3 separate regions of the Homo sapiens genome follow, and regions 2 and 3 are each linked to region 1. The links are chromatin loops, found by intact Hi-C in ENCODE. Cell type or tissue: PC-3. All regions are shown on one strand. Region 1 has its middle 63 kb from the start of OTOL1. Region 2 has its middle 360 kb from the start of OTOL1. Region 3 overlaps LINC02067 (long intergenic non-protein coding RNA 2067).

What was found. Peaks named below come from ENCODE experiments on the same cell type or tissue, not always from the same donor. Only the 100,000 strongest peaks of a DNase experiment are listed, where the experiment ranks them.
Region 2: a loop joins it to region 1, with 8 times the contacts of the local background. A loop is called at or near these places in 12 of 110 quality-filtered maps.
Region 3: it touches region 1 in a loop (4-fold over the local background); 4 of 110 quality-filtered maps call a loop at or near these places.

The regions. Positions count from the first base shown.
Region 1 is chr3:161,556,239-161,564,238 of GRCh38, forward strand. No RefSeq gene overlaps it. Among named protein-coding and RNA genes, the nearest start is that of OTOL1, 63 kb to the left of the region's middle. In PC-3, CTCF peaks have their summits at 3,360, 4,197 (motif pointing right) and 4,405; DNase peaks (open chromatin) are centred at 2,193, 3,143, 3,363, 4,233 and 1 weaker place; H3K4me3 peaks cover 1,056 bases.
Region 2 is chr3:161,848,685-161,856,684 of GRCh38, forward strand. No RefSeq gene overlaps it. Among named protein-coding and RNA genes, the nearest start is that of OTOL1, 360 kb to the left of the region's middle. In PC-3, CTCF peaks have their summits at 3,484 (motif pointing right) and 5,623 (motif pointing right); DNase peaks (open chromatin) are centred at 3,467 and 5,767; H3K4me3 peaks cover 502 bases; H3K27ac peaks cover 2,998 bases.
Region 3 is chr3:161,439,226-161,447,225 of GRCh38, forward strand. LINC02067 (long intergenic non-protein coding RNA 2067) reads left to right here. Exons shown (of 4, transcript NR_102265.2): 3 at 4,376-4,471; 4 at 7,619-8,000. Among named protein-coding and RNA genes, the nearest start is that of LINC02067, 17 kb to the left of the region's middle. In PC-3, no CTCF peak of the experiment used is centred here; a DNase peak (open chromatin) is centred at 4,986; H3K27ac peaks cover 2,131 bases.

The DNA.
Region 1 (8,000 bases):
TCAACTTTAGATGATTTTTGGTGGAGATAACATGTAGCCGAATATCATCCCCTAATAATGGTATTTATTCTAGGTGGATACTCAACTGAGTAGGGGCAGACCTAGAGACAAAGGAGATGGTGTTAGAAACAAAAGACTATTTCCCTCCCAATCTTCTAATTCCAGCAGGTACTTTTTAATAGCATAAGACTGACTTGTTTTTTCCTTGAAGAGAATAGTGTTAAGGGTGTTTTCTAATGCAATTTTAGCATTTTTGAAAGGAAAACAGGAAGAGAGCTGAAGAAAGGAATATGATGGCCATAGCAACCAAAAAAAAAAAAAAAAAAAGAGCAGCAAAAGCAGGTGATTGATGGCTATATAAAATCACTGTTTATCTGTTCTGTTTTAATCTCATCGAGTTCAATGATCTGGTGGGCTGCAGGAGAATTTTCTGTCAAAAGTGGTTGTAGAAGTGAGTGATGAAGCCTTTTGAAACATCCCTGTATTATCTCCCTGTCACTGAATTAGAAAGCAGAGCCATGGGCAAAGGCTATTTTTATGACCTTTCAGCAGTGCGATGTCTGTGTTGCCCACTATGTCAAGGCCCAAGCACGGCAGGGAAATTCATTTGTGGTCTGGACAAATGTGGTCATTAGGCCTTTATCTCTTGATCCTTGGCCATGACTTGCACTGCTTTAATCCCCATACTTATATTGCCTCTGAGGCAGGGCATCATTCTTGTCATTAAGAGTGTGTATAATTTTGTGTGTGTTTGTCTCTGTATGCATTCTCCTAACTCACACTCCACCTTTTTATTTCGTTTGTTTTTAAAAAACTGAAACACTGAGTCCTTGATGACAGGATATGAAAAAATGCTGTGGATAGCCTTTGCTTCAGAATCTGTGACACAGCTGTGTTTCTATCTATCCTAGTACTATGGTCATGTCCCTTCCTTTGTGGGGCAAGAAAAGGCAGATCAGCTTGTGGCTGTGAAGAAAGCACAGCTCTGGATGGAACAGGAGTTCCCATCCACTAGATCTCCAACCTTAAGGAATGCATTCATCCTTTCCCTGGCCCTGTGAACCCTAACAGTCTGCTGAGTTCATTTATGTAGTTTTCCTTTGCAATTCTCTGCTCTCCCCATGTCTTCTACAGGGAACAGGATACTCTTGTCATTTTTGCTATGAGGATAATTTAGAATATCTGGGTAACACAAGGGATGAGCATCAAATTTCCAAACAACTTGCTGTCAGATTCCGTGGTTTGTTTTTTTTCAGCTATGCCAAAAAGAAAATGTCAGAAGGAAAGGAGTTTTAAAGGTCTAAATGGTTATCGTTGTCTTTTGTGTCTGAGACAATGCAGATAGACCCAATCACTCTCTGCTGTGTTTGTGTGTCCAAGGAGACTGACGGGCACATTCCACCCAGAGCAGATCCCAGTGTAAGGCAGCTATTATGCATGGAGTCTGATCATGTCTGTGTTCTCCTTGTGTATGCAAATACAATTTGCCAGCTCCTTTTGCTCAGAAAAAGGCTCTCTCTCCCCTACTCCCTTTGATTCTTCCTCACAGGGTTGTTCTACCCAATGTTATTGATGTTGTGCCTCAAGGGTCCTTAATGCACATCTTCTACCCTCCCACCTGCCCCTGCTCCACTCACCTCACCTGACTCCTGGCCAGGTCCCATTAGTCACTCTTGCCAAATCCAGCCCTGCTGGGTTGCGGGAAACATTGTGCTCAGCCTGGCTGTAATCCGGAAAAGTTAAGAGGGATTTCCTGGGGAAAGGGTGAGGGGGACAACACCTTGTTGATCTCCTCTGCATTCTGTATCACCTTACAGATGATGGCTTGATGACATGGAGAAAGTAAATAATATTGACTTCAACATACCCTTTTAAGGCCATCATGCTCAAAGCCATGGGAGCCCTTATGACATTTTCAACAGGTAACTAGAAATGATCTAGACATCTGCATCAGGCTTCCCTCAGAGTATCGAATACTGAGGAATGAGCCCCAGATTTTAATGATGTCACTGTCATGATTGCCCCCTTCCCACACCTCCTGCTCTTACAGAAGGGAACATTGGAGAAAGCTAACTGCCGCAGATTTGACTGCTGGCCAGATCCTTGGCAGAGGCATGTGCTGGAAGGAGCCAAGCATTTGTGGCTTTAGAACCAGCAGAGTGGTTTTGTGGTGCAGCCGTGTGCAGCCCAGGTGTCATGCTGTGGTTCCAATCAGAGGATATGCACACACCATCAGCAAGACCTCTGCAGCGTGCTGCCAGTTCCCAAGCACATTGCTCTCTGGAGTGTGGCCAAGGTCCACTGCGACAGGTCAGGTTGTGCTGGAGTTACTGTAATATCCAAGCCATAACTGATGTGTTAGAAGCACCTTCTATGTATAATGGTAGAAAATCACCTAAATGTCCTTAAGAAAACCAGGCAGCCTGCTGTGTGGGCTGTGCTCCACAAGCGAACACAGAATTGTCAGCAAATTCTTTCCTGAGATGTCCCCTTTGAAAATTTATGCTGCACATTAGGTCCTCCCTTGTTTGTAATGCTGACTATGGATGCAGGCACTTGATTTCTCCTCATTTTGCAGATGAGTTGGTTTGAAGACTGGAATTAAAACATGAGTGGCTTATCAGATAGCAGTAATGAATGTGGCAGGAAGCCTGGAATCTGGACCTCATTTTCTTTCTCTGTCCCTTTCTTTCTCTTCTATTTTGCTTTTCAAATGGTTGTTGTTTGTATGGTTCACCTTGATTAAATTGGTTCCTAAAATATTTTTGGTATAAGCATGTAAATTCAGTTTGGTAAGAAACATAAATTTTAGCTATGTCAGTGCTAATAGAACTTTCTGCTATGATGCAAACATTCTGCATCTGTGCTGTCCAGTTCAGTAGCCACTAGCTACATGGGGCTATTGAGCATTTGAAATTTGGCTAATATAACTGAGGAAGTGAATTTTTAATCTTATTTACTTTTAATTAAACTAAATTTAATTTTAAATAGCAACTTGTGACAACTGGCCACCATATTGAATGGTGCAGATTTATAGACCAACCCATTCATTTTACAGATGGGAAAGTGAGACCCAGGGAGGCTACTGGAATTTGCCCAAGAGCACACATAATTAGTAGTTGACTCAAGCCATCTAAAAGATTAGTCAGCATCTTCTGACTCATAAAATAGTAAGTTCTGATATCTCAGCATAAAGTTTTAAGACTCTTTGCACCTTCAAAACGAAATGAAACAGGTGAAAACAAAAATGCTGCTACATTTTGTGCCAGGTTAACTTTTTGCATAATATTCTGTGAAAAAACAGGGCCCAAGAAGAAAATAGCACTGGCGAACGCTGCCTGTTATTCCACATAAAGCCCTAGAGTGGCGCTGTTGTATAACTTCTGATGCCTGCAAAAGCCAAATCAAAAAACCCAAACCAATGAAAAGCCACCTTGTTCTTCCTATTCCTGCTCTGTCCACCTCCAGCAGTTTATTCTTTTATGTTCAGATCTTTGAATATTTTACTTCCTAAAAGAAAGAGAAATAAAAATCTTTCTGTAGGTCTACAAAAATAGATTTCCTTATATAGGAGGGAGAAATCCTGAAGTTTGGTTCTTGTTTTATAAGGTATTGAAGATACTATGGAGGTTAACTCCTTGAGGACGTTTAAACGTATCTTTTTGAGTTTTTCAATAGATAAGATTAAGGTGGCATAGAGACATAACTCATCAATACTCTGACTTCCTGCTCTCTGAGGACACATTCTTCAATGACATCTCAGATCACTTAAATTATGCGTCTTGGTCAGAATGTCCTTTCTGGGAAAGGTTGGGGCAACACGATTTGTAGACTGCGGTAGGATAAGCACATTTGACAGGTAATGTGTGGTTTCAATCTAAGGCTTCTACACACCTCACTAAAAGGCACGTTAAGAATTTTTTTTGTGTGTGTAAGCAACCTAGCGCTTTAGCATCTTGGGTCCCCCGATTCAGAGCCTCCCATCCTATTAGTGTTGTTCTGTCTCCTGGAGAGAACACTTCATGTAGACATTCAGTGATGCCACGTGCCTTGTAATTCCCTTAAAAGTTAATGAATGTGTTAGAATTAATTTTAATAAACGTTGATTAATTGCAGTTTGATTTGCGTTTTGAAGAACAAAGGCATCGCAAATACAAATCAGTGTTTGGCAGATTTTTCTTAGTTGCTTTGAAGGTTTTCACAGCAGATGGCAGTGTTGCTCTGCAGATGCTACTGAGCCAGCCCGGTGGAGGCAGCCAAAATTCCTATACATGCTCTCCAGGCAGCGCTACAAGATCCGCACCCCCAAAATTAGGGCCTGGACACAGACCAAATGAAGAGTCCAAGCAGAATTCGAAAGAATCACTGAGACTGCTGTGAATTCAAAATATGGGGATTATTTGAACCTTCTTCTGTAATTTAATTCAATGAAGTCAAATTGAGTTCCTGACAAGTTCAGAACCACATACATGAATAAAATGGTCAAAAATTTCAAACAATGGTTGATTGTGTGTGTGAGTCAGGGAGAGGCCGAGAAAAGGATAGAAAAGATGTGTCGATGATACTATAGTATGCAGCATATAGATATATGCATATCTCATCAATTTACACTATCTATGTTACATATAGATACCATAGCAGGTCAATGATTACTGCTACAAAGATAAAAATCTCTTGTTACAGGTGCACAGAGAGGGAGTAAAACTGAATACTTTCCTTGTCTACAGAATGAAGATAGGATTAGTAATATTCCAAGGTCACTTCCGGCTCTGACATTCTGGACGTTTGTGAATATTTTCCTACATTGTGGTACTTCCACACCTTCAGAGTTGACGAAACAGACCATTGTCCTTCAAATCACACTAGCATGAGGGAAGCCATGGAGCTGGATTACTCTCAATGTCATATCTTTTTTGGCCTTTGGATGTTATTTAGCAAGATGTGTCCAAATTGCATGTGATAGTGACCAAAGCAATTAGGGAGATTGATTTGGCATGCACCATTTCATTCTGTGCTCCCTACAGGGAGAGACGGAGGAGCCCATCAGGGTCCAAGATAACTAAATTTGATTTTGCCCCAATTAAGACACTAACTTTGCAAGTTGTTTTGATGTTGTTATATTTAACTTAAACTTTATTATTTTAAAAATAAGTGTCTCAGAAACAAGAATTTCAAAATTATATTAAATGTACTTGTCCTTTCTAAAGGTCTTTCTGTCTCCCTTATGTTAGTTTATGGTTTGAAAAAAAAAAACACTAGTAACTTTCCGAATTTATTTTATGTTACTTTCTGAGTCTGTGTATCATTTATTAAGTCACATCAATCTGTTCATTAATTTTAGGTTGCTTCATTATATTACTATTGTTTTTATGTCGTTTGAAGGTATTAAAATGTCACAGAATAATAAGAACAAAAAAGCATGGCTGTAACAGCTCTGATATTTTCTGGGTATTGATTCCCTAATTGGATTAGAGTCTCTCTTTGACAGAATTCCAAGAAGGTAAAGGGCTAGGCCATGATTCACAACTGGTTGGGTCTGGTCCCAATGACCACCGTGATGCATATTCATTCAACAAACACTTACTAAGGGTCCACAGTGGGCCTGGCTCTGTGTGCTGTCAGTATTGCCCATGCAGCTATAGGGTGAGTAGCAGGAAAGGCAGCCTGAGTTTTGGAGTCTGTTCCAATCTGCTTTCATGTCTGCCTCGGAGAAGGAAGAGCCACTAGGAATTACTGAGGAGAGCCGAAATGGCAGGTGGCATGAAACGGGATGCTGAGGCTTTCCTCTCTGTGTGCTTGGAAGCAATGTGTGGCTTCTAGGTGATAGGTCTGGACTTTATGGGTATCTTTTGGGCAGCCTCAAAGACCCATGAACTCAGAGCTTGAAGGTTGAATCAGTTTTCCAGAGCTATAATGCCAGCAGATAGCTTCTGCAAGGCAGCTGATTGTTTTGTAAAATTTTGAGAGATGCTGGGAGTGTTGTAGCTCTTTCGCTGAAATGTGCACTATGGATTTTTATGCAACACTATGATTATGAAATGTCTATTACAGAAAATATTAATTGCTTGATTTTGCTTTCTTCCAATTAAGTTCTCTACACTTCTGTGGTGAGAGTTCTTGCAGATAGGACAAGCCAAGTTATCCTATAAGGCTCAAGTGTCCTGCTGTGCGCTCCTGTAGACCTACATCATAGCTATCTCCTGGAAGTAAGCTGAGTCTTTTGCACTTTGAAATATATATATATATATATATATATATATATATATATATATATATATATATAATCAAACATCTGCCATGTATTAAGTGCTTGTAGATGCTTTATTTCATTTAATCCTCACAACACTGTAAAGTAGACACACTAGTGACATTTTACTGAGGATGAGAGAAGTTTCATCTCAGAGACAGGATTTAAATTCAATTCTGTGGAATTCTAAAGTGGATTTTCCTATAGCCTCCAAATGCAAGTATCCCCGCAGGGACCTTTGGTACATGGGTGGGAGGTAGGCTGATCTGTTCTCCACATCTACTGAAGCATTGGTATTCATTTTATGAATGTAGCAGCGGAGAGATACCAACCTAGGTAATAAGACTGTTCCTTCACATCTCCATCCACCTTCATTTTATTAACATTTGTAAATCTGCTAATTTTCTGAGACTAGGGCACAGTATTGCAGACACCAGCATGTTTGAGAAGAAGCAGCAGCCCTGGATGTCTCACTTGTTCAAGATTTGGTTATCTTAGCATTCTTGTGATGCATGAACTTCCTTGTTCTTCAACTGTTAAAGAAAGCTGCTGGGCCATTGGCATTTGGTTAATCAGTGAAGACAAAGAGTGATCTTCTGAGTAAGCTCTCCATTGTAGAAAAAGTGAGGTAGCTATATAGATAGCATTTGAGCTTGACTACAATATGTCATATATGCAGTCTTAAAGAGGTTTCCAGGGCATTATTTTTTTTTAATTTAAAAATGAAAGTTTAAAGGTAAATTGCACTTAAAAGAGGAAAAAAAAAAACAATTTTAGACAGAGCCTTGGTAATAGGGAAAATAAGAGTCAACCCAGGGTTTACTTTATAATTAGAAGTAGCAATTAAATAGAACTGGGCCTTGTAAGAATTATAGTGAACTAAAATGAAACTGTGGCTGAATGGGGTCTGCTTACTTCTGCTCTTTATCTGATAACCATGTAAGAACAGAGGAGCAAGAATAGTAAAATTGTATTAACGATGGCTCGCGAATTCATACTTGGCTTCTAATATTCCATATATCCAGTCATGTTCTTTGATGTACAACAAATCTCATGATTGGCAAATAAAGTGCATTTGTTGAGTATCCTAAAAAGAATTTTTAAGTTACTCCACAAAACTTCAGTGATATAAAAAGATCTTAGTTTCTAAAACTCACATTGTAAACCTGTACTTCATTCACTAGAATAATACATTTTTGGGTTCTTGAGTTATATAAAACAGCAACAAGTATCTCTGAGAAGGAAAAAATCATGTGACCAATATCTGCAATGTTAAAAAATATGTAAATATTCCACAGAAAAAATTGTTGCCTGGTTATATCGCTATCAGGAAAATTACTTCCCACCTGCATGACAGTTGAATTTTGGTGGCCTTTTTTAACCTAATACTTTTGACAATGCCTTTTTCACTCAATACCTTTGATAATTTTTATCTGAAATAGGCCCAGAAATTAATATTAAGCTTGGCAAGTAAAATTTATATTGGATCTATTATATAACAGTGAAATCTTGGACTGGCTCCTAAGGCTGGCCTGAGCTTCCTCATACTTTGATCTCAAAGTAGATTGCCAAAATGGTACTCTAGATATTCCTATTTTTGTGTTTAAACAAAATGGTGGCTAACTTAAAAATGAGGCTCTGTGATGACTAGGAATAGATGCTTTATTGCAGCTTTTGATTGTAATATGTAAAAGATAAAAGAAATCTTAGTTTTACTTTTCCCTTCTTTTATAAACCACAAATTTATTAGTTC
Region 2 (8,000 bases), 290 kb after region 1:
CTGCTGCATCACTAACTATGGCATAGCCTGCCTTTCATACCCTATTTTCTACAAATAACTTCCATCAGAGTACAGGTTAGGGTCAGGGTTAGCTAAGGGGACTTCTAAGAGATCTTCTTGGGTGGCATAACTCTGGGTGATAATTTGTTGGCAGTCATGCTCAATTGGTTCCTCATCCTCCGGAAGAAAAGTGGCAGGGTTGAGGGCCGCACATGTGAGTATTTGAAATACTGGTCCCTCAAGGAGTAGTGCCTGGTATTTGAGTACGCTGTTATCTGAGAACCACAAACTTTCTTTAGCATTTAATCTGCTGCTTACATCATGGGTAGTCCAGACAGTGAGATCCTTTCCTTATATTATTATAATAGCCTCTGACACTAAGATGGCTACTGCTGCAACCACCTGTAAACAGTGAGGCCAGCCCTTGGCTACTACATCAATTTCTTTACTTAAGTATGCCACTGGTTGTGGGGCTTTTCCACGAGTCTGAGTAAGAACTCCAAGAGCTATTCCTGCTCTCTTGGTGACATATAGAGAGAAATTTTGTCCTGTAGGGAGGCTCAGGTCTGGAGCTTGTACTAGGGCCAGCTTTAAACTTTTGAAGGCTGTTTCCACCTCCGGTTCCCACTCTACTAGATGAGTATTCACCTTCCGAGTCTCCTATATCTGGGTATAGGGTGGCCTGGCCATTTCACTGTGTCCAGGAATTCACAGTTGGCAAAAAACAGTGATTCCTAGGAACCCCCACAATGGTTTCAATGTCTTAGGGTGAGGATAGGCCAGTATAGGCTGAATATGCTCTTTGTCAAGTGCCCTAGTTCCTTTGGCTAGGACTAGGCCTAGATATTTAACTTGTTGTAGACAGAGCTGGGCCTTTGTCCCAGGCACTTTGTAACCTTGATTAGAGGACCAGAGTGCCTGGACTTGAGAATTGGCCTAGGTCTTGGGCCAATGCCTGACCGAACAGATGAGGGCTATCTCTAAATCCTTGGGGCAAGACCATCCACATAAGCTGGGACGTGTGGTCTGTAGGATCCTCAAAGGCAAAGAGGAACTGGGAGTCAGAGTGCAGGGGAATGCAGAAGAAGGCATCTTTGAGGTCCAGAACAGTGAACCATTCTGCTTCCTCTGGTATCTGAGAGAGCAGTGTATAGGGGTTGGGTACAGCAGGATATAAAGGAATTATTGCCTCATTGATGATTCTGAGGTCTTGCACTAGTCTCCACTGACCATTTGGTTTTTGTATTCCTAGGATTGAGGTGTTGCAAGGACTGCTACATCTTCTTACTAAGCCTTGAGCTTTTAAATGTCTAACAATATCCTGTAATCCTTTGTGAGCTTCAGGCCTTAAGGGATATTGCCTTTGATAAGGAAAAGCGATGGGGTCTTTTAGCCTGATTTGAACGGGATGGGGAGTTTTTGCCCTTCCAAATTGTCCTTCCAAGGCCCAGACTTCAGAGTTGATTCCTTCTTCAAGTAGGGGACAACAAATGGGTAATTTGTTCCCCACATTCATGTAGATAATAGCTCCAGCTTTGACTAATATGACCCTCCCTAATAAGGGTGTGGGACTTTCGGGCATAATAAGAAAGGCATGTGAAAAGAGCAAAGTCTCCCAACTGCAGCTGAGGAGGTGAGAGAAATACCTGGTAAGATTCCTCGGATAGTAACAGAGTTTGAGGACAGTCGTCTGGGGCAGGAGATTAAAACTGAGAAGGCTGTACCAGTGTCCAGGAGGAAGTCCACTTCCTGGCCCTCAGTGGTCAAACTTACCCGGGGCTCTGTGTGGGTTGATGGCATGAGCTGGTGCTTGCCCCGGGCACCCTCAGTCCTGTTGCTGAATCATCTGGTTGGGCGCTTCTGGTCCAGAGGTCCTTCATCCTCTGGGGCAGTGGACCTTCCAGTGATTGCCTTGGCATATTAGACATGGGTGAGGGGGCGGTTTGTTTCTTGTTGGACAATCTTTCTTAAAGTGTCCTTGCAAACTGCACTGATAACAAGCCCTACTAGGCAATTGGCCTGCTCCTCTTTTGGTTTCCTCTGAGCAACCAAGGTCTGCCTGTCTGAGGGCCATGACTAAGGCTGCAGCCTCTCTTTTATCTCACTTTTCCCTTTTGGTCTGTTCCTCTTGGTCCCTGTTATAGAACACCGAGGTTACCAGGTTTAATAATGTCTCCAAATTTTGTTCTGTGCCTAAAGCAGGCTTTTGGACTTTTCTCCTAATGTCAGCTGCTGATTGGGTGATAAATTTATCCTTTAGAATAAGTTGGCCTTCCAGGGAATTCAGAGTTAGGGAGGTGTGCTTTCTTAGAGCCTCCCACAGCCTTTCTAGAAAGGCTGAGGGATTTTCCTCTTTTCCCTGTGTAATTGTGGATAGCATTGAGTAGTTCATAGGCTTCTTCCTAGTTCTCCTTAACCCTTTCAAGATACAAGTCAGGAAGTGCCTGTTGCTCCAATCTCCATGATCTGAGTTGGTATCCCAATGGGGGTCTACACTGGGGACTACCTGTTGCCCTGTGAAGAATTTTTCCTTTTCCTCCAGGATCATTCAATTGTTTACCTGGCTGAGATACCATAAATCTCCAAATTGCTGGGCTGCCGCCAAACTGCCTCCTTTTCAGTAGGACTTAAGGTCTGATCAAGGAGCAACATGATATCCCTCCATGCTAGATCAAAGGACTGCCCTAACCCTTGTAAGACATCTATATAGTGTTATGGGGATCATCCGAGAATTCCCCTAAATCTGTCTTTATTTGTTTTAAATCTGAGAGTGAGAAAGAGACATGTACACGGGTGGGCCCAAATTCCCCTCCTACTGTTTGTAAGGGACATAGTTTGGGTATGTGGTTCGCGGAGCTTGTGTTTTCTTTTCGGGGTGCCTCTAACACTTTGGTGAGGCCTGATGGTGGAGAGTGAGTGAGGAAGGAGAATGGGAGGAGACCCTGAGTATGGATGCAATTGTGGGTCTCTGTCATTTGGGCAAAGCTTGCAGGCTTGGCACAAGGCAATATTGTCACGAAGGGCAAAGAAAACCTGTACATAAGGGACTTCACTCCATTTACCTTCCCATTTACAGAAAAGATCTAGTTGTAGAATGGTGTTATAATTAATACTTCCCTCAGGGGGCCAAGTTTCTCCATTTTGTAAGGAATACTGTGGCCAGGCATTGGTACAGAAGAAAATCAGCCACTTCTTTTTTAAGGTCTTGGGTCGAATTTGTCCCAGTTATTCAGGATACATCTTAAGGGAGTGTCCGGTTTTGAAGGTGTGGTGCCCATTTGAAATTTTAAACACAGGGATGCCCGCAACCTGGTTAGTCTTAGGGACTCATCTTCCCTTAGGGCATCCCCCAAGGGTCAAGTCTAATTGTGCTTGAAGTGCATGGTCGCCCTTGAGCCTCCCATTTGCCAGATTTAACCATGCTTACTGACGGAATGGAAACTGTCCTTGTCTCCTGCCATGCGCCCATAGGCCACTAGATGGGGCACGAGGATGGTTGGATTTATTGTAGTCCTTTTGCCAATGCATCCTACCTGTTCCAAGATGGCAAGGCCTGGGTCAGGGGCACCACTGATGCTTGCATGCTAAGGCCCAATTTACGTGGGCCTGGCCATAAAACTGTCCTTCAAGGAGAAATCTCTGAATCAGCGACAGGAGGCTTAGTAAGCTTAAAGAGGTTGGTGGATGTCCTCTAGGCCAGGGCCGAGAGAACAGCTGCTGTACTTTAGCCTTCTGTCCCCACTTGCCATCAAAGGAGTAAGCCTCTCTCTCAAGGGGGTACCAGTATCCTGTGTCCCAACTGACTATATTTTCTTCCATCCAATACCAATTATTGAATGGTTGAAACAACAATTCAACAGCTCTAAGACCCATGCCTGTGCACCACAGATTGTACTTGAGAGGCCCCAAGGAAGGGGAAAGTCTATCCGGGGAGCAATGGAGGAAATGCTCTAAGGCTTCTCCTATCCACATGAAAATTACAGACCTGTTTAAATTGTCCTGATGTGGGGGACCATACACTATGCTGGGGAACTGGCCCTTCAAAATAGCCATCAAATGGCGACAACTGCCTAAACCCTGGAGGGCACCATGAACAGGGATCTTCTGGGCACCACCCCAAGAATTTAAGGCTTCTAAATAGGGAATCTCGATCCTGCCTAGTGGGAATAATCTTGCTTATGAGTTGAGGGACAAAGTCTAACTGGTGGGCATTAGGACCCAGGAGGCAGGAGTCAGAAGATGTGGCTGTCTCATGCTCAGTAACCCATGCAGGGGGAGCCTCTGGCGGGGCCATAGTATCAACCAGGATATCTGGGAGACCAGGACGTCCGCTGAGTGCTCCTGGGTGTATTTCGGGACCACCATGGAAAGCGAAAGAGTTAGAACTGGTTCCAGGCAAACCAATGCTCCTGACTCCGAAGGGTCGGGGGTTGTTAGAGAGCCCTTTCCCAGACAGCCTGACACTCGTGTCTTTAGTCCGGCAGCCACACTAATCCCCTTTAAATGGCAGACAGGTGCCCAGTGTTTAGCCTTTGAATTCTAAGGAAGGACAGGACAGAATAGCAAATGAAAGAGGTCCATGGTGCTCACTTCGTGGTGATTGGGATGCATTTCCTGGAGTCTTCTGGCTGGCTCCCCAAATGTAACACCTAAGGTTCTTAACCTAGCCACACCAAGAATTGGTGCGGTGGCTGACCATGGCAAATGATAGAGACCTGGACTGAGAGAGAGTGAGCAGTAGGTTTCATTGAGCAGAGCAAGGGTACAAAGGTTCCACAGTGTGGAAGGGGTCTCAAACAGGTTGCCACTGCTAGTTTGGGTATTCGCCTTTCAAACGTTTTAAGTTGGGAGATACATGAGGCGGGAAGCTTGTTACAGGAGTGAGAAACAAAGGCAGTAAATTGTTTTGTGATATGTCTTAGACTTTGAGGAAAATCAGAATTGCAACTTAGGCTTTATCTACTTTATGACCTTACAGCGGCATGGCAAAAGAGACAGGATCTTACGGGACTTTACAAAGTATGTTTACAAAGAATTGGAATTGGGAGTGTAGATAAGGTCTGCTGGTCACAGAAAAATGGGCAGTTAACATTCCCTCTACTTTAGTTTCAGGGGAGGGGGAAGGGAGAGAGGGAGAGAGGACACGGGGACACTAACAGCAAAATTTTTGCTGTTTATAGCTTTCTTGGGGAAGAAAACACATGCACAAATCGTGGTGTTAGGAATATTTTAAGCATATATCTTCAATATTATTCATCCAGGACCGAAGTAAGTCCGGATGCAGGAAATGAGTGAGTTTCACAGCTTTCTGAGCCCCTACTTGGCCCAGGAAGCCCAACTGGTACCTCCTCTCACTTTCCCCCTTTTCCTGTGGATGTGGCTTCCTGTGAGCTGAACTGCAGTGATTGTTGTCTCTCTTCTGGGTCTAGCCATCCAGTGAGTCTACCTGGCTCTGGGTTGGTACTGGGGGTTTCTGTACAGAGTCCTGTTATGTGAATCATCTATGGGTCTCTCAGTCGTGGATACCAGTGCCTGTTTTGTGGAGGTGGCAGAGGGTGCAATGGACTCCATGAGGGTTCTTGGCTTTGGTGGTTTAATACTGTATTTTTGTGGTGGTTGGCCTCTTGCCAGCAGGTGGCGCTTTCCAGAAAACATCAGCTATACTAGTATGGGGAGGAACCAGTGGTGAGGGCCCTAGAACTCCCAAGATTATATGTCCTTTGTCTTCCGCTACCAGGGTGGATAGGGAAGGCCCATCAGGTGGGGGCAGGACTAGGCGTGTTTGAGCTCTGACTCTCCTTGGGCGGGTCTTGCTGATGCTGCTGTGGGGATAGGGTGAGATTCCCAGGTCACTGGAGTTGTGTACCTAGGATTATGGCTGCCTCTGATGACTCATGCAGGTTGTTAGGGAAGTGGGGGAAAGCTAGCAGTCACAGGCCTCATCCAGCTCCCATGCGAACTGAAGGGCTGGTCTCACTCCCGCCCTTCCCCTGCCACAACAGCCCCGAGTCTGTTTCCAGGCAGAGGGTGAGTCAGGTTTGAAAACTTGCATGAGGCTTCCTGCTTCCCAGCTGCCAAAGAAAAGGGCTTTAGTTCTTCCCCGTCCTGTGAAGTCTGCAAGCCGGATTTGCATCCTTCCCCATGTTCTGGCCAGGAGGTTTCTCTCCCCACTCAAATTATTACAAAGTTCACCTTGGGAAGTTCTTATCCCAATGGAGTTTTACCCCCTGCTCCTCTGGCCCCCTTCCTGATGGATCCCTGTGGTTCCAGGCAGGAATGGGGTTGCTTGGGGATTCAGTGAGTTCCCGTGGCCTCCCTGCTGCCTCCTCTGCCCCTGTATTTTCCTCAGCTCAGCTCTGTAACTTGACTCAGCTCCAGGTAAAGTCAGGAACTTCTCCCACAGACCTTCAACTTCTCCAGTGTGGGTGTGTGTTCAGGAGAGGAGAGTCTCCCTTTCCCACTTCTGCAGTTAGAGCACTTACAGTATTTGGAGTGTCTCCCGGCTCCTGCAGGAGCAGTCTGCTTTCTTCTGAGGGTCTGTGGGTCCTCTCAGGGTTGCTGGTTTGTTCTTGCAGTCAGTCTGGAGCTAAAATTCACAAGCAAGCCTCCACATGCTGCTCTGTCCAGAGCTGCAATCTAGTCCTGCCTCCCATCCACCATGATCCCTCCAATCACATTCCCTTTTTGGGGATATTTTTGACCCCTGGTTGGTTGAATTCAAGGATGCAGAGCATGTGGATACAGAGGGCTGACTATACTAATCCAAGAGAGAGCAGACATCAGAGCAAAGGACATTATTAGGCATAAAGAGGGCCATTGCATAATGACAAAGGGGTAAATACTCCAAGAAAAGATACAACAATCCTTAACGTGTATGCACCTAATGACAGAGCGCCCAGACATGTGAAACAAAAACTTATAGTACTGCAAGGAGAAATAGATACATCTACCATTATATTTGGAGACTTTAATTCTTCTCTATCAGAAATGGACAGATTCTGTGGGTAGAAAATCTGTAAAACAGTTGAACTCAATGGCACCATCAATTAACTGGATCTAATTGACATCCGTAGACTACTTCATCCAACAACAGATTAAACATTCTTCTCAAGGTTACGTGGACATTGATCAAGGGAGACCATATACCGGGCTATGAAATGCACTTTAACCAAGATGTCCTTCAGTAGGTGAGTGGATAAATAGACTGGTACATCCAGACAATGGAATATTATTCCACACTAAAAGGATGAGCTATCTAGCCCTGAAAAAACATGGAAGAACATTAAATGCATGTTACTTAGTGAAAGAAGCCAATGTGAAAAGGCTACATACTGTTTGATTCTAACTCTATATCATTCTGGAAAAGGTAAAACTATGGAGACAGTAAATAAATTAGTGGTTGCCAGGGGTTAGGGGAAAGGGCAGGTTGAATAGGCAGAACACAGTGGAATTTTAGGGCAATGAAACTCTTCTATACCATATTACAATGGTTGATACATGTCATTATATATTTGTCAAAACCCATAGAATATACAACACCTAGAGTGTACCCTAATTTAAACTGTAGACTTTAGATAGTAATGATGTGTCAATGTATGTTCATCAATTGGAACAAATGTACCACTTTGGTGGGGTATGTTGATAATGGGGGAGGCTCTGCATATTGGGAGTTAGGGGTACATGGGAAATCTCTGTACCTTCTGATTAATTTTGCTATGAACCTAAAAGTTGTATTAAACATAAAGTTTATAAATTAAAAAAGGACTTGACACTGAAAATGTATACTTTCCTGAGTGGACATGCAGCTTTGCAGGTTTGTTGTTTGTTTCATTTGTAACTGTGGGAGATACTCTCAACACCTGAGACTTGTCTAGAAGTGATCACAGACACAAGATGGTCTGAGCCCTGAAATCAACAAGGGGGTATATCCACAGTTATTTGAAATGAAGTTTGTTTTTTTGTGATGGTTTTGTGTCCAGTTGGTGCTGTCACTGGCTGAG
Region 3 (8,000 bases), 120 kb before region 1:
GAAATGTAAAATAGTTCAGCCACTGTGGAAAGCAGTTTGGAGATTTCTCAAAGAACTGAAAACAGAACTACCGTTTGACCCAACAATCCCATTATTGGGTGTATAAATTGTTCTACCAAAAGGACACATGCACTTGTATGTTCATTGAAGCACTATTCACAATAGCAAATATCAACCTAGATGCTCATCAGTGGTGGACTGGATAAAGAAAATGTGGTACATATGCATGATGGAATACTATGCAACCATTACATAGAACAAAATCATGTGTTTTGCAGTAACATGGATGCAGCTGCAGACCATTATCCTAAATGAATTTATCCTATAACAGAGAACCAAACACCGCATGTTCTCACTTATAAGTGGGAGATAAACATTGAGTACACATGAGTACACATGGACTTAAAGATGGAAACAGGGCACTACTCAAGGGGGTAGGATGTAGGGGAAGCCAGGATTGAAAAACTACCCTTCAGAGACTATGCTCACTATGTGGGTGATGTGATCATTTGTACACCAAATCTCAGCAACACACAATTTATCCACATAAACCTCCACATGTACCCGCTGAATCTAAAATAAAAGTTGAAAGAAAAAACAACCCACAAGAAAGATGAGGCTGGGTGCTGTGACTGATACCTATAATCCCAGCACTTTGGGAGGCCTAGGTGGCAGGATTGCTTGAGGCCCAGGGGTTTGAGACACCACCCTGGACAAAATAGCAAGACGCATCTCTAAAAAATAAAAAAAAATTAATAAAATTTAAAAATAAGATACAACCCACAATGGGAAAAATATTTGCATATTATATATTTGCTAAGGGCCTAGTATCTAGAATATATAATTTTATTTTAACCTCTCTGAAGTTTCAATGAATATTTATAATTGCCAAGTGAATACTGTTTTACTCTGATCTCTAATGCAATGAATCTTAATTGTTTCTTTTAATGGTACCATTGTTGATCAATTGATTAAGGCTGAAAGTCATTGTCTAACTTTGATTTCTTTCTCTCTCCATAGCCAATAATTTACTAAATCTTCTTGCCTATTTATTATATATATTATATATTTTAAAATATTTTTAATAGCTGTTAATTAAGCCACATCCATTCCATTTTTACATTTTTACAGTAAATCCAAACCGTTTTTACAGTTTCCCTTACCATTCAGATTCTCATCACATTACTTAGGCAATTAAAGTAATGCCCTACTAGGACTCCTTGTGCCCAGCCTACCACTAAACACTAAAATTTGTGTTTTTATTATACCCCTCTGCTTTAAACAAATAAAAAAATAGCAAATAAAAGCCCCATGCCTGCAAAAGTCCATCGCCACCTAAAGAAGTTGTTCTCAAATACTAGCATGAGTAAGAATCACCTGGAGGGCCATGAAAAATACAGATCCCCAGGCCCTGCCCCTGATGATCTGATTTATTAGATCTGAGGTAGTGCCCAAGAAACTGCATTGTCAAAAAGCTCCTCTGTAGCAGGTGGCTCTTGCTGACTTGTAGGATTAAGTCCATCTTCCTTGAGTGGGTCTTTAGTGCTAGCTCCATCTGACTGCAGCCTTTTCTTAACCTTTCTCCACTATGCAAGCCTTCTGCTTTTTGACAGACAGCAATCCATTGTCACCAAGCACACACTATGCCAGGAGTTTTAAAGCCATGGCCAATGAGTTACCTTCTAGGGGACATATCAGGAGTTTAAAAACCAGGTATACAAATACTTAGACTTAAAATTTTTTTTCAAATTTTCTTCCTGTTTTTCAGAAAATGGTATTATGAAAAAATGTTTTATGTTAATATATAAAATTACATTATTGTGGTTTGTTTCAGCTCAAATATCTTGTACTGCAACTGTTTACGAGCTAAAAATGGATTGTTATCATGTCATATAATCTAAGATTTATTGATTAGAATTAAAGCAAATGTGCTCTGCCATTATGATTATTAATATTTTTGTTTGTTTGTTGATATTGGGTCTAACATACAATTAGAAAATGTTGAAGAAAATAAAATGTGACTATAAATATAGTAGCTTGGAAAACCTAACACTCCTAAACTCTTCAAATTAAATATATACACACTCACCACAAAGATGCACAAACATACAAACTTAGATGATTCCTTCTGAATGCCTAGGTTACCTCTATTTTTCTTCCCTTAAGTAAGCACATCTTTCGAATCTAATAAATGCTTGTGATTTCAGGCAAAGAATTAATAGGAAGGTATCTCAATAGAAGATAAGAAATCAGGACGTAATACTCTTTTTATCTCCCTTTCCCCACCTTTGGATGGCATTTGTAATTTTAGTTTACTTTAACTTCCCATGCCTGTCTATGCCACAATAATATTTGAAGACAATGAAAAAATACCAGGCTAACTTTAATGCCCCAATCTAGCCACTGCTAACCAGCCGTGGAATTCCTATTAAGTGACCATAGGCCATTTTGAATGTTAGATCTATATAAAACTGCAAAACTGACTTTTATAAAGGAACAATTGGCTCAAGCTTCTGTGTTCTCTTTCCTTACTGTGATCTGTAGCTAGATGCCAGGCCCATGGATATAATGCAATGGTGACAAAAAAGGGCTGGCTCAGGATAGCCCAGTCTACCAATGGTACCATAGCAGACACTTGAGGCTCATAGCAATGGAACTCCTATTGTACCAAATTTCCTATGAGTCAAGTGTACAAAAGTATAACATAAGTATCATTCTCCCTAAGATCTAGAAAGGTTTGACTTAGTCTCTATTCCACACTCTGTGGGAAAGTCCAGTGCTGTTCCCAAGATTTTTGTGGACTCTCTAGGGACACACCCTTGGGGCATCTCTGAGTCTGATTTCTTCTTTCTTGAGTTCTGGTTCTCCATTCTGTGCTTTGTGACTTTTTCTTTACCTCCTCTCTGGCATCAATCTGAGTGTGAAATCAGCTCTTTGTTTTCTTTTAAAACCCCACTCAATGTGTATGGATATAAAAGGAAACTCATTATCACAACATTTCAAACAAAGTAAGAGTGAGTATTAGGCATCTCTGCTCTTAAAATTGTTTTGGCCACTCTCTCCTACTTCTTCTACTCTTTCTCTCTTTCTCCTCCATCCAGTCCTTTCAGTAGAAAATAAAACAATTTCCCCCCAACTCATCCCCCAAACCTTCACCCCTTTCTCTCAATTGTCATTCTCTTCAAACACACATTCTGGCCTACCTTTAGCACGGGACTCAGCAGAAACTCAGAAATCACCCCATTATTAGAGGTTCACAAAATTACTTTCTTGCGTGTGGGTTATAGGATATTCTTTTACTGCTTCATATAAAATTTGTGTCTGTATGTATGGTTTTATTACAAAATTAATAAACTACTCTGATTTGAATGATAAGTCATTGAAATTGCTATACCTGCTTTTGGCAAATGCAGAAAAAATATTAGGGTTCAGATAGAGTTTGTTGCCCAAATTTCACTTCCATTCCTCCTTTATTGTAGAGTTCTGGCAGAAGGCAATACACAAAGATTGGGAGCTAGAAAGAAAACAACATGACTATTTATTAAATGATTATAATTACCAATGTACCTGTTATTGTCTGGGAGTACTCAGGCCTATACCTGTCTTGTACCACTGGGGCAGAACTCCTGAGAACCACCTTTCCCAGACCCCCTTGACAGCTGGTTTCCAGTTTGGTTCTTCTAATGGGATGGACTCCTGTGTGATGAGAGGGAGCGGGTAGAAGTCACTTGAAGGCCCTAGACTTCTGGTTCCAGCTGCATTGCTGACATGCACCTGTGAATGCTTGCAAGGTGCCAGTGGCAGGAGTAGTGGCAGCAGCAGCAGTGCATGTGTGCTCTGTGATGGCTGCCCACTGCTTAGGGCAGACCAGTGTGGCCTCCTGCAGGTCCTGGTCTCTGAGAGACATTACTTTCCCCTCTTGTCTTCCTCTAGGCCTTCCAATAGTATAGTAGCTTAATTCTCTGGATTAGGTTCTTTTCTGTTTTAAATAATTAGAGAGCTTTCTATTTTCCTGATTGAATCCTTGACTAATATCCCTCTATAATATGGCTGTTCTGGTAAGCTAAGTTAGAGGACAGGAGAGCTACTAAGGCCCGAGGCTTGAACAGGCTTTTTCAGAACTAAGATGGCTGGATCTGAAGAGAAGATTTTGAGCAGACTTATCTTCCCAGTCTAGGGAGGAGCTGCTGGAATGCAGAAAACGTTATGAACTTGCTCCAAAGAACCAGAGCCACATACACGTGCTAATTAGACTAAAAAACAGAATAGAAGAGAAACACCAGAACATGGCTGCTAGCCTTTTAAGAAAAAGCAGCCTCAGCGGCTCATAAAATGCAGGCCAATGACCTATCCATTGATAATCTTCTTCTTCTAGGAAGAAGAGTAAGGGGGAATGTGTGGAAGTACCCAACATGGATGGGGAGAGCTGGAAACGTCTGCCTGCTCTGAGCTGTGTTGGAAACCTGAGGAGGTGGGAGAAGCTGTTTCTGCTTATAACAGAAAACTGAACTCATTCTATCAGCCTAGCAGGAATGAGAAGAGGCTTATATTTTGTAATTGAGATACTCACATGGTTAAAATGATGAAATGTATATTTCATTGGGTTTCTCTTTTATCACCAACACAAAAGCTGGCATGATTCCTGTGTGGCTGAGTTCTTGTCAATGGTATCCCAAATCCCAAACAAAACCAAGGAGATACTTCATGTCTGACCATTCTGAAACTCATTGGAAAGTGTGAATCTTTTTCTTGAAACAAAGACTTGATTTGAAACAGCCAGGATTTTATACACACTCATATTTGACCCTAAATAAAAGCCTTGACTTGATGCCTGTTAGAATGCTAATTGGGCACCAGGAAAGAAAGAAACTACTCACATCGAGAGATCTTGATGAAACCGTGTGCCCTGGGAATAGTCAAGCTAGGAGTAGCATGGGGCAGGGAAGATAATTGAAGTAGTGTCTTTCCTAAATTACACAATTCTCTATGTAGCTGTTGACATTTCTCCTAATGTTTCATGACTGATCATAAAGTCAACACTAGTTTCTTCCACAGTGTTTTTCAGTGTAGCCAGCTCCTATTGATTGTCTATTGTGTGCATTCTGATGCTATCCAAGAAGTCCCATTTTGTGAACCTCTTTTGGAAACTGTAAAGGTTGTCAACAGTTTCAAAATGATGCAGTGTTTCTTAGCCAAGCAAAATTTGCCTGAAAGAAAAATCTCAATTTCTTGTGTGCAGACAGGACCCCTGTAATGCTTGGCACCACCCTGCGCTTTACTGCTTGGTAACATGTCAGGGTGATTCACTGTTGTTGACATGGGCATGCATTGGCATCAAAAGCCTTTTCAAAATTTTTGAAGGAAGCTTTGCTTACTGCTATGAAAAGTGTTAAATTTATAACGGCATCATTTCAAGATGTTTTGTCAAGAGATGGGAGCAAGATACAAAGTTCTTCTCTATTCCACCATTTACTGGCTTTCCCAAGAGCAAATCTGGTAATAAGTGATTGAATGTCACATGGAACTTTCCTTTTCTTGAGAGAAAAAGAAAGTAAATCTACTTTTAAAATAATTTTGGCATGAGAATAGCTCGCTTGTGGCTTGACTTACATAACAAATATTTTTGGTTACATACTTAAGGTAAATCTTTCGATTCCGGGTTCTGCAGTGACAATGGGTGCTACTGAAAAATTACAAGCTCTTTGACTAAGCTGTTGCTAGAGGTGGGCAAGTATGTGAACTTTTTGATACTGGATGAAGATATACTTTTGTACTCTGGAAATGGGAAAGCCAAGGAGATAGTGATATATAGATTCCTGGCAATGTGGCAGAGTTCTTTTGAAAGTTATTTTATTTAAACAACCTTAAAATAGGAATCTGGATTTGCAATTTTTTTCCTTGCTAACAAAAATAACACCAGTAATTCAGACTTGCTAAAGATACCCTCATTGATATGAGGACAAAAGAGAAGACTTGACTCATATTCAGTTCAAAGTCCTGGGGAATTCTGGTGTTGTTATGCACAAAATTATTCTAACCTGGCAAAATGAGTGATGAGTAGCTCTGATTCCATTTGCTGTGGGCAAAATGCTGTAATATTAAAAGCTGGCCCCCAAATCTCTTTTAGAGAAAACTCTGTCTAGAGTCATACACTGATAAATGTGTAACTGGGATAGATTTTGTCGCTACTCAGTTTCTCTCAAATATGAGATTTGGTCACTTGCCCCTCCAAGACTTCCAACTGCTTCCTGGTGTTAAGGACCCCTCTTTCTGGAAAACTTCGGAAAAGTCTGGACTTTCGGAAAAAAAAAAAAAAAAAGCAATGTCTATTCAGCACATTTTGGATGGTATGTGCCAGATAAATGTCCTGCTGATCCATGGATGACAAGTTGTCTTCCATCAGCAATGGGAAGAAAACTGACATAGTTCCTCAGTGTGGTCATTGTGTTTCCTGTGACTTCTACTGGAATGGCTGTGGGTGATGGCATTGGCTCAGCTTCTATCAGGCTCCCTGTGGAAGAGGCTTTGGAAGCTTGGCTTTCCTTGATGGTGACTCTGTTCTTTCACTCCCTATCCTTTCCTCCCCCACCACAATTCAGCCCTTCTTCCTACCTCCCCTCAGGTGATGCTCCAGAACACTCTCCCCTTCCTGCCACCTCCTTATCCCAGGAACTTTCATTTAGTCACCATGGAGATTCAAGGGTAAATTTTCTGTGCCTCCTTCAATTTTTTTTCTAATGAATTTCTATGGATCAAACTCCATGTCCTGTTTCCCTTAAGGCTTTCCTGCTTTGACACCTAATAACCTATTTTACATATAAAACAGAAATCAAGAGGTGAACAAAAAACAAAAACCCTGAATCATGTTTTTTTCTTTTCGCATATCTCCCTTTCTAATTCTTTTCAAGGCAATGTAGATGCCTCTGGTGTACTGGGGAGGGTCAGTACAAAGAAGTGGCACAAGAACACCAAAAACAAGGTACAACAATTACTATTGGGTAAACAGGTTGCCTAAAGGTGTTAGGGTGTCAGTGGGTCCTAAAGCTTCAAAGATTGGTCATAACTGCTTTGTTTAGTAAAAAGGGAAAAATTAAGAGCCAGCAAAATGGTAGAGGTTTTGTTGATGGTCACATTATTTGATGTGACCTCTCCATGGGAATCCTCCCAAAGATACAATCAAATCTATTACTATTACAAAAGCTTGATATGTGGAAAGGGGCTAAGATGGGGTCAGTGCTGACTGGGATGGGGCAGAATGTAGGGATATCAGAGCTTAGAAGTGGAGGAGGCAGGCAGATGCCAGTTGCTGCTGACCTAGCAGAAACGTTGAGGTAGAATTTTAGCTTTCCATTGGCTATGAAGTTACCTAGTATAAGGGATTTTACTTAAAGATCAAGGAGGTAATGCAGCCTCCAGCTGTCTAGAGAGTTATAACAATGCACATCTTTGTGATTAAGCACTTATTAGAAACAAGAGATATAAATAAAGTGTGTTATGTCAAAGATCACTACAATTTTAACTTCTTTTTCTCATTAACTTCGGATTTCTTATTTCTGAGCAGTCATCAAGTTCATTTTCATTTCATATAAACAATTTTTATTCATTTCAACTTTTTTAGGAAGTTGCCATTAATTTCTGCAAGAAAAAAATGAAAGTGTACCAGTCAGAGTTGTTAAAGCAGAAAAGGATTTTACTGAAAGAACATAGGATTGCTCCCAGAGTTTCCAGGAGGGCTGATGAACAAGCCTTGAGAAGCCAGCAGGAAGAATGGCAGGCCAGGCAGGCAGAGCCATGGCCAAGACTGTACCACAGATCAACCTCAGGGAAGCACACTGATGCCTCTACAGGGACTCAGACATCTCAGTTTCAATCAGTACCACCAATGCCACTGAACACTGGACTTGGCTGCTGCTGCCTTCACCACTGTAATGGATTCTCCACTTTGCCTGTTTCTTTGTCCAAATTCACAGTGCCAGCCTGCTGCATTTAATTGACCAGGT